Regions from separate parts of the Homo sapiens genome. Here region 1 is linked to region 2. Evidence: read pairs that join two places in POLR2A ChIA-PET (ENCODE). Cell type or tissue: GM12878. All regions are shown on one strand. Each heading gives the region's core, and the rest is flanking DNA. Links, peaks and the distances in the headings are about the cores only.

The links. ChIA-PET counts read pairs that join two places held together with the same protein. Peaks named below come from ENCODE experiments on the same cell type or tissue, not always from the same donor. Only the 100,000 strongest peaks of a DNase experiment are listed, where the experiment ranks them.
Region 1: POLR2A ChIA-PET joins it to region 2 with 6 read pairs; 4 of 35 experiments call an interaction of 5 or more read pairs at or near these places.

The regions. Positions count from the first base shown.
Region 1 is chr13:27,156,447-27,161,778 of GRCh38, forward strand. The region is part of intron 1 of USP12 (ubiquitin specific peptidase 12); the gene reads right to left. All of the region lies in intron 1 of USP12-AS1 (USP12 antisense RNA 1), which reads left to right. Among named protein-coding and RNA genes, the nearest start is that of USP12, 13 kb to the right of the region's middle. In GM12878, for the core only: no CTCF peak of the experiment used is centred there; no DNase peak of the experiment used is centred there; H3K4me3 peaks cover 309 bases; H3K27ac peaks cover 390 bases.
Region 2 is chr13:27,002,561-27,007,892 of GRCh38, forward strand. No RefSeq gene overlaps it. Among named protein-coding and RNA genes, the nearest start is that of USP12-AS1, 120 kb to the right of the region's middle. In GM12878, for the core only: no CTCF peak of the experiment used is centred there; no DNase peak of the experiment used is centred there; H3K27me3 peaks cover 293 bases.

The sequences.
Region 1 (5,332 bases), core at 1,405-3,904, 150 kb after region 2:
GATCATTATGGATCCAACTATAATCATTTGAGACAATCAGGTAATTTCAACAATGATTGGATATTTATGAGTATTAAGAAAGAAAGAGGCTGGGGGGGCAGTGGCTCACGCCTGTAATCCCAGCACTTTGGGAAGCCAAGACAGGCGGATCACCTGAGGTCAGAAGTTTGAGACCAGCCTGGCCAACATGGTGAAACCCCATCTCTACTAAACAAAATACAAAAATTAGCTGGGCATGGTGGCAGGCACCTGTAATCCCAGGTACTCAGGAGGCTAAGGCAGGAAGAATTGCTTGAACCTGGGAGGTGGAGGTTGCAGTGAGCCGAAATCACACCACTGCACTCCAGCCTGGGCGACAGAGCAAGATTCCGTCTCAAAAAAACAAAAGAGAGAGAGAGAAAAAATGATTTTATGGTTGTCTTTAGGGGGAAGAAGCATCTACACCTACATTAGTAACAGCATGATCCGGCGGCAAAAGCACTAGACTAAATACGGAGAGGTCTCAGGCAGAATCCTAAAATCAAATCACTGGAGTCTGAAATAATCTATTTGTTAATTTCCTTACCTGTAAAACAGACTACTCCTCTCTATGGGTCCATCTCATAGATTTCACAGTTTTTGTTTGGAAAAAATGAACTAATAATAACAAAGTAATCTGAAATGTAAATACTGACATTGGTGAAGTTTCTTCACAGCAGGTATGTTACAAAAATATATTCTGCGTAATAGTTATTTTCACTAATGTGGTAATCATGTTTTGTTGGTTTTTTATTTTCAATAAATTTTCTAGAAAACCACTTCTGATCCCTTTTTGCTTGATAAGTTTTACATACATTAAGCTAAAAAACAGAATGCTGTAGTTGAAATGGACCTAAGATCACAAAGAGGTGTATATAATCCCGTCATTATATAGAGGTGTACATAATTCCCCGTCATTACTTTGGGAAAAAGTGGATGTTCTAGGTATGATCTCTCCCACTTTCCTTTACCCGCTGTATCAGAAGTACTTTTCATTAGCTCATTTTTAGCAAAAATGAGTTCTGTAAGCTACAAATGTGATTTTTAACAACATATACATGCCTTTTTTTAAAAAAAATATAAGTTTATAGAAGATTTTTCCCTAAACCAATATGAACCCAATCAATTTAACAAGTTTGAGGACAAAATTACTGAAACATTAAATCATGTAAGTAATTTTAATCACTTAACCTTATTTCTCTCTTGTTATTTTAATTCACTTCTCACTTCCTCGCCAGGACCTTTGTCCTCTTCATTTTTCTCCAAGTTACCTTTCAAATTCCACCAAGCTTCCCTCCCCACCACTCCCAAAAGCCTTCCTTCTCCAACTGATGCAGGCCTCACTCCAAATACCAGTCTGTCTTCCCTGTACACATCAAAATACAGCTTATCAAGTTTGTATCAGTTTACATTATTATACACAAAGCTGGTCTCCCCAACTAGACTGCAAGCCCTTTGGAACTTAAACAGCTTTGAATCTCTAGGGTCTAGCACATAACCCAACTTAATGAATATTCCTTGACATTAATTGCAATGGACCTGATTGCGCCATTAGTTTTACTGGGTGAACTGTGTTCCCTAATAAAGGTACGTTTAAGTCTTAAGCCCCAATATCTCAGAATATGACCTTATTTTGAAATAGGGTCTTTACAGAAGTAATCAAGTTACAATGAAGTCATTAGGGTGGACCCTAATCCAGTGTGACTGGTGTCTGTGTAGAAAGGGAAAATTCGGACACAGGCATAGAAGGAAGACAAAATGGAGACAGAGACACAGGGAGAATGCCATGTGAAAAGATTGGAATGATGCATCCACTGCCAGAAAACCACCAGTAGCTAGGGTAGAAAATGGAAGAGAGTCTCCTCATAGCCCTCAGAGGGAACCAACCCTGTCGACATCCTGATTCTGGACTTCTAGCCTACAGAATTGTTAGGACGATAAATTTCTGTTACAGGCATGCACCACTTAATGACAGGGATACATTCTGAGAAATTGACTGTTAAGCAATTTCATCATGGTGCGTATGTCATAGAGTGTACTCACGCAAACCTAGATGGTACAGCCCACTACACACTTAGGCTATGTGGTCTAGCCTCTTGCTCCTAGGCCACAAACCTGTACAGCATATGACTGTACTGGATCCTGTAGGTAACTGTAACACAATGGTAAGTATTCATGTCTCTAAACACATCTAAACGTAGAAAAGGTACAGTAACAATACAGTATTATAATCCACACACAGTTTCTGGCACTTTGTTATGGCAGCCCTAGGAAACTAATAAAATTATTGTTTAATAAAATGAAAATGTGCAAACAGTATTATATAACCAAACCTTTCAATATGATAGACATTGAAGATCATGGGAAATTAAAATGCACACAAGAGTTTTGACATGGAATGAAACATGATGACAACCAAAAATATACACTGTTAGGTGAAAAAGCAAATAAACCTGCAGTTTTAAATTTTGGGGGGAGTGGGGGTGACACACACACAATACCTCATGTTTGTATATGCACAGGTAATGTCTGGCAATAAACACACACATATCCCAACTCTTTCTAGCAATTACTTCTTGGGAAAGGGCGGCCCCTCTTCCTTGTAAGAAATGAATTTTTTAAACTCACACAATTTTGCAGTTTTAAAAATAGTAAGTGGTTTGGTTTTTCTTAAACTTCTAAAATTGCAAAATTAAAAGAAACTACCATTTCTAAGGTAATCAGATATCACATTTTTCTTTAAGAGTATATACAGTTAAACCTGAATAATTTAATTCTTTTAAAATCCTCACTCTGGTAGTTCAAAAAACAATGTATCAATTACTAAATTACAAGGGCGTATCTACCACCCCATTTCTAAAAGTTACCATGACATTATATTTCAAAGTCCATATTAAACACAGGCTGTTCCTAAAAATGTCAGGAAGAAAATAAGATTTTTCAAACACCATTCCATTTGCATCAGGCATATAATTCTGGTGTTTTACAAGTGTTCTATCATTAAATTTCATTTCTCAACTAGGCCACACCTATTCAATCCAGCCTTCTCTATCAATATCCAGTAACATTTGCAGAGGGCCTTGTTAACTTGGATGTCAACCAAAAATGTACCCAAATATCCTAACTCTCTTTAACAGTCTGTTCTAGATTTATCATCTATACATTTATCTAAACTCAAACTTTCCTACACCTTTATTTTTTATCATTGTGAGATCTGAATCTGTGAAATGCCTAGCAATAGCATCACCAAGTAGCCACTCAATAAATGTCAGACTCCTATATAAGTTCCTTGGGAAAGCTAAAATTACAGATGTCACATTCAACTTTACAAGTCAGGGAAGATGACCTAAGTCATCATTAACATAAAATGGCAAGAACATCACGGTAGGCTATTAGCACTGAAATGGTATAATAACTACAACCCAGTTTCAGAGATGAAAAGGAAAGAAAGTAGACTATTAAAGCAACTAACATCTGGGATGAAAATGTGTAACAGAAGAGAAGCTTTAAGGACACAAGGAAGTAAAAACCTGAAAGAGCGGAATTGCGAACACTTGGCAGGAGGAGTAACCTGAGCAAAGGCAACTGTGCAGTCTTTAAAGAACGAAAATACCACCTTAAATACATACCATGTGTCAATTATACCTCAGTAAAGCTGGAAAAACTCAATAAAGAAAGAAACTAAACAGAGAACAAAAAAAGGTGACAGATTTCACTTGTATCTTTTTAGTTAAAAAGGGCAACATAATGTCTCCAACTAAGACAATGATACAAATATCCAAGCATTTTTATCTGGCTAAGGCTTGATGTGTATAGTGAGAAAACAACCAGAAGTAAAAGTTGCTTCCTTTTAGTTTTTCATTTGCCAAGTTAAGTGAAGGCCTCTGCTTTAACCAGTCACATGACAATGGCAGGTCCTTGTTCAGCAGGGTCCCCCGTGGAGGAGATATAAGCCTCCTCAAATTGAAAAAAAAAATGCAATAAAAACAAATGAAACTAACCAGTAAACTTTAAAAAAGTGAACTGTCTTTAAAAAAAAAAAAATGCAACACCAGACAATGAAAAGATTCTAATTTGCCTAGCAGAACCAAAAGCACAATATTTTTGGTTTTGTTTTTGGTCCGTTGTATCTAGTTTTTGAGCCTTTGATGTTTCAAATTTGTTCCAAATTTTGTCCACCTTTACATAAAAACCCTGAGCACATCAGTCTGAAGAAATTATCAGCTTTAAACCTCTAGGTCCATCAAACAACAAACAGTGAAACCACTTGATTCCTATTCCTCACCTGTTCTTAAAAGAACCAAAGCATCATGTTTCTTTTTTTTTTTTTTCCCCCTTCAACCTTAAGTTACAGGGTACATGTGCAGGATGTGCAGGTTTGTGACACAGGTAAACGTATCATGGTGGTTTGCTGCACAGCTCAACCCATCTCCCCGGGTTAAGCCCAGCATCCATCAGCTCTTCTTCCTGATGCTCTCCCTCCCGCCATCCTCCCCACAGGCCCCAGTGTGTAGCGTTCCCCTCCACAAAGCGTCATCTTTCAAGGCCGTTAAGTCTGAAACCTTCTAAACATTATATCCCGTTTTGTGGAAAAGAGAATCCCCCTGCTCTATTAAGATATACCTCCTAACGCAAACTTCAAAGTCCCAGCTACTACCCCCAAGGTACCACCTTAACCATCCTGCATATGAGTCTCTTCATTAAGCAAATTAAACAAACAGGGAACCTTTGCAACATCAGCAAAGAAAAATTGTGAAACAATATGCCAGAGAAACAGCAGAAATAATTTCTTCAAAGTTATAACGGCTAGATTTTTGGACTAAGATAATCACATACAAAGCAGAATAAATGTTCATCTACAGAATCTCAAATTATAAATGCATTTTCCATTCCAAAGAACAAAAGCCTTGTATTTTATTGTCTCCTTACCCCTACAACTTAAGTACTTTATGACTTATTTTACTTGTGCCCAGATGGGCTCTAATTTTGAAAGTCTCTTTTCAGGGATCCCTGAAAAACCCAGGTAGACCAATACTGTAGAAATAAAGGCAATTTACTCACTATAATTTTATACCTTTAAAAAAAAATGTTACTAATAGGGAATTGCAGTGTTTACTGCCATCAGAAGTTAACTACAGGCCAGGTGCAGTGGTTCACACGTGTAATTGCAGCATTTTGGGAGGCCAGCTACATCACTTGAGTTTGAGACCAGCCTGGGCAACATGGTGAAACCCTGTCTCTACAAAAAAAATTAATTAAAAAGAAAAAATAGCTGGGCATGGTAGTGTGTGCCTGTAGTCCCAGATACTTGGGA
Region 2 (5,332 bases), core at 1,207-3,706:
TTGGCTGCACTGCCTGGAAACTTTTGCATGACTGATTCCTTCTTATCAAATCCCAGATTAAATGTTACATCCTCAAAGAGACCTCCCCTGACCACAAAATTTAAAGTAACCTCCAGCAAGTCTATACATCACACTGCCTGGTTTTTTAAGAGCACTGTATACTAAGTGATATTATCTTATTTGCCCTCCAAGCAGAGACCCCATATGTCTGTTCATCTCTTTGTCTTCTGAGCCTAGATGAGTGCCTGGCACACAGTAGACACTCAGCAAACATTCACAGATGGCTACAGGGTGTGGGAGGTGAGAGACGAGGTGCTGAAGATGACACTCAAGTTGCTGGGCTAGACAACTGTGTGGATGATGAGGCCACAGAAATTCCATGGAAAAATGGGGACAAATAGTGTTTGGAGAGGACAGGAATAAGGGATTTAAGTTTTTGACAAGTTAAGTTTGAAATACCTGTGCGGTAGTTGGAATAACGGCCCCCAAAGATGTCCCCCTCCTACTCTCCGGAACCTGTGAATATGTCACCTTACATGGCAAAGGGGATTCTGCAGATGTGATTGAGTTTAGGTCCTTGACATGGGGCATTATCCAGGTGAGCCCAATGTAATCACAGAGTCCTTATATGAGGAGGCAGGAAACTCAGAAATAGAGAAAAGAGACGTGATGGAAGCAGGGTTGGGAGTGATGAGAGGAAGGGGCCACAAGCCAACAAATGTGGGCAGCTGCTGTCTCCTGTGTCTTTCCCAAAGCCTCAGAATCCTCCTCAAGTTAGTTGTGTCCGGGGACATGTGCCCAGGGATGCATGTCCATATCATAGCTGCAAGGGAAGCTCCATGACTTCCTGGCATTTCTCTGCCTCTATTTTGGGAGCAGCCTCTATTTTGGGAGCAGCCTCTCCCAGCCTGGAAGAGGCGTTCCCATACATCCTGTGCACAGGTCCTGCTGTAGCCTCAGTATTTTTCTTACCTGTTCACATGAGCTTTATAGAGTAAGGATACTAACTCTTCATCTGTCATCGTGTGGCAAGTATTGTTTCATTTTTTGCTTTTTCATTTTCTTTATGCCTTTTCTGCTTTTCTGGTTTTTGCCTTTTCTGCTTTTAAGGTGTTGAATGGACTCAGTGATTCCTTAGAAGATGAAAAAAAGCTCGTCCGCTCCTCCTCCTCTCAGAAAACCCTGAGAAAAATCCACCTCAGGACAGGATGGGCACCTGTGCTGCGCTATACGGTACCATCCCATACTAGCGCACGACTCTACAGGATCCGTTACTATTCTCCAAGGTCTTAATGGCTTGAGCCCATCTGGGGCAGGAGACTCAACCTCAGCTCTTGAGACGCTACTCAGGGGGAGGAACGTGGTGTTGAGAAGGACAAGAGCTCATCAGAAGGCGGAGTACTCTGCTCTGGGGCTCAGCCCTTCCCAGTTGCCTTCTCCGCACCACCCAAGGGGATCTGCCCTCACTTCACATAGCTTTGACTTTTATGGCTATGGCTTGAATCCTTCATACAGTGTTTATTCTGCCTCCGAAGTATCTGAAGGACCTTCGCATATGCCTGGTCACCTCCACAGTCTGGAAGCTCTTGGGAATAAGGATCACATCTTCTCCCTTGGGATTTCTCAACCACCTAACATCTATGAGGCTCTCCTGCAGCAGCCCTTTCGCTACTGCAGTAAAATCTCATGATCACCTCCCCTGCAACACATGCACACACACACGCACACGCAAACACACACAGGCACACACACGCACACACACACGCACACACACACACACATATGCATGCATGTTCTTTAATCTTTCAGTTGTCAGGACCTGGATGTGGGATCCAAGGGCTCTCCCCTACACCTAACCCCCTTTCAGGGCCAGACAATTCCCACGGCCCTTTCAGAACTGGCTCAGAACATAAACCCCGCCTTTCGGGCCCACTTCTGTTCCCTGGTCCTCAACCAGCACAAGATGCTTTCTTCTGTTCATCTGTCATTTTTGGCCTGTCTGAACTTTGAATGTTTGTGATTCCAGAATATTGGATGCCTGCCCGATCAATCTCAGATTTCAAATCAAAACCCATTTTTAAATGCTTCATCACAGTTATTCCACTTCTAAACCCAAGCTTTCCCAGGTCCTTTGACATGGGAGGTGGTAACTTTTCTTAAGGGACACCGAAAAACAGCATCTTTGAATTCCCTAAGGGGAGATCTTGACATATAAAAGGTGCTTGTTCTTTATCACGTGGTTGTTTGCAGTTAGGCCTTTGGTTAAATTTTTGAGGGTTGTTTAACAATAACCAATTACAAAAGATAAATGAGGTTAGCACTGTTATATAAAAGGACAAGTCTCACACAGAACTGGAATCCTCTACTGTAATCTGCTTTTCTGAGCCCTGGATTCAAAGATCTGAAAGTCTTGTGGCTCCCATCATGAGAATGGGGTGTTCCAAGGCAGTCAGCCCAGCTGGTCCCATCTCAGTGAGCCGCCACCACCAATGCACTGGCTCACCAAACTCCGCCTCCTCCCCATCACCCCACCTCCTCATTAAACCAGCACCTCACCTGCACCATCGTGTCTCCTCAAGGCAGACCTGTCTCCTCTGCCCCATTCCCACCAATCGTGCCTCAGTTCCATCTCTTCTTGTCCCACTGAGATTACGATAAAGGGGCCCTGTCTCTCTTTGTCTCTCTGTCTCTGTCAATCTCTCTCTCTCTCTCTCTCTCTCTCTCTCTCTCTCTCTCTCTCTCATCTGTGTGTGTTGTTCCTGGTGGATTGCTCTATAACACAAACCTGCTTCACATCCTCAGGAGCCCCCTAAGCACCTTCAGGATGCAAGGCTGATCCAGGGACCCCACTGGCCTCTGCCCACCCTCCCAGGTCCCCACCTCACAAACAGCTCACAGGATGTACACGACTCGCTCCTGTTGGAGCCACACCAGCAACTCCCTCTGCTTGTGTTTTAAAATATAGGTCATATTATTTTTCAGGTATGGTGAAGCCAATAGATCAGGAGACAACTGCTACTGAAAAGATAGCTGTGACAGATCCCGGCGGGGTGGAGATTGGGCACGCCACGCCACACAGGAAGCACCGGGGTTGCCTGGTGGCAGAGGCAGCAGGGAATACGTGGGCCAAGAGCCTTTCCTGTGGTTTCCATGGGAAGGAATGGGTGAGGGGGAGTGAGCAGGCTCAGGATTGGCTGGCTTGAGTGATTGCAGTGAGCTCTAGGGCACAGGCGCTGTCCCCAGCTGCTCGGTGCCTGGCTCTGGGGTGATCAGGGCAGGGGACTAAGGCCCTGGAATGGGAAAGCTCACACTAGCTCCTGGCCGCATCATTTGCTTTCTCTAGGAATCAGCTAACCCTGGTAGGAGCAGTCCCTTCCAGGTCAGCAAGTCCCCAGATGTCAAAGCATCCAATACGGAGATTAGAAAACATAGTTCACACAGCCTAGAGCATCTTTCCTTCGGCCCTGGCAAAAGGTGGGCAGAGTGGCACAGCGGAGGCTCGGGCGGCTCCCATGGCAGGCCAGCTAGGTACCCTCTCTGAACCTTGGTTCCCCTTCTATAGAGGAGGTCATGAGACAAGAGGAGGGGGAAGTGCCCAGCACAGTGCTTGGCACATGGCACTGAGTGAGTGCCAGTGTCCCCCCTTCCACCTGCGTCCTTCTGAGAAACAGCTGAGCTGCTCCTTCCCTGGGGATGTGCTTCTGCCCCTCGGTCTGGGTTCTTTGCTCCCCTCAGGCCCGGCGCTTGCCTCTGTTGCAGATTGAATGTGGCTGTGTGTCTGTCTATCTCCCCCACTGGACAAGGAGAGGGCAGGAACAGGTCATCCAGATCTGAATCCCAAGGGCCCATCACAGAGCCTGGCTCCTGGTTAAAGAGGCTTGCTCAGCTAACATTTGCAAATTTTCACTGTCTCCCAAAAGAATGTTACCTGTGGGCCCCCCTGGGGACAGGCCTCCTCTTTCCCCCCACCCCCACCCCCCGGGGCCTCCCTACTTTCCTCTGCGGGAAGTCACACCAAGCCATTAGCAGCGCGCCGCCTCCCGGGGCGGCACCAGCTGGAGAGGCCGCCTTTCAGCTCAGGAATTGATTTCCCAAGCACACCCCAGCATGTGTGCACACCAGAGACGCCTGGAGTGCTCCTGCTAAGGAGGAAAGCCGCCGTGCCGCACCTGCTGGGAAACGAGGACCTTTCTTGTCACCTCTGCCTCCCCTAGCAGCATCCCAGGCGCAGACCTGGACAGCTGGCTCCCGCACCTGCCCTGGGAGTGCTCCCGGCAGCAACGGCCCATGCTTTTCCAGGCTGAAGCCAACCAGGTTTCACTGAAGATCTCAGTGCATAGAAACGGATGGCATAGCACCTAGCAAGGAAGAACTACCCCATTTTTAATAACTGCTTAATGAGAAAGTGCCATTAACTGCACATAGTCTCCGTTGGTTTAACCAGCCGAGTGCCGAGTGCTGAGTGCCGAGCGCTGAGTGCCGAGCGCTGAGTGCCGCCCAGCCCCGCCCTCCTTAGGCTTGCTTACCACTCCTCCCTGCCCCTCACCCCATGGCCAGCGCCTGGGCTGCTCTGGGGGCATTCACAGGTGGGCTCCGGTTATGGAGAAGGCTGGTGCGGGGCTTCCAGCTCCAGGGACTTGTAGTTGTGGGGTCTTCTCTTTGCCACAGATTCCCTCCTCTGCTGTTGTGGGGCTTGTGACATTTATTCATGGGAAAGAGAGAGGAGATAGGAGGAGGTGGGGAGGGGACCGTGCAGCTGCTTCTGAAATGTGTGCTCTCTGGAGGGCGAGGAGCTGGGACGGAGGGAGAGACAGCTGCCGAGACAGCAGGCGTTCTAATTCCCTGATCCCACACCTGGCTTCCCGCCACATCAGTGCCTCCGATGCCTGGAGCCCTCGTGGGGGAGGCCACGGCAGCAAGGAGCAGGTTGGCAAAGCGACATTCATTCTGTCTTCTAAAAACACTCGTTCAGCTCTTTACATGGGCTGGACAGTGAGGATACAAAGAGCAAAAATAGATTTTCCTCACTGCACTTGGGTGCTAGCTGAAGAGTCAAATAAGTAATGATGCAAATAAAATGTGACACAGCATGCCTGATTCAACCTGGAGGGGACAGGGAGGCTTCCTGATGGAGGTGATGCCTTACCTCAGTCTTGAAGGAGACATGCGTTAGCCACATGAAAAAGAGAGGAAGGAGAGAACTGACCATCCAAAGGAACAAGACAAAAGGATACTGCATAACAAGAAAACTACTATACCTACGCCAAATATTTACAAAGCTTAGTCTGTAGATCCAAAGCAAGTCACATCAATTATATTAAGGTGCTCCCCA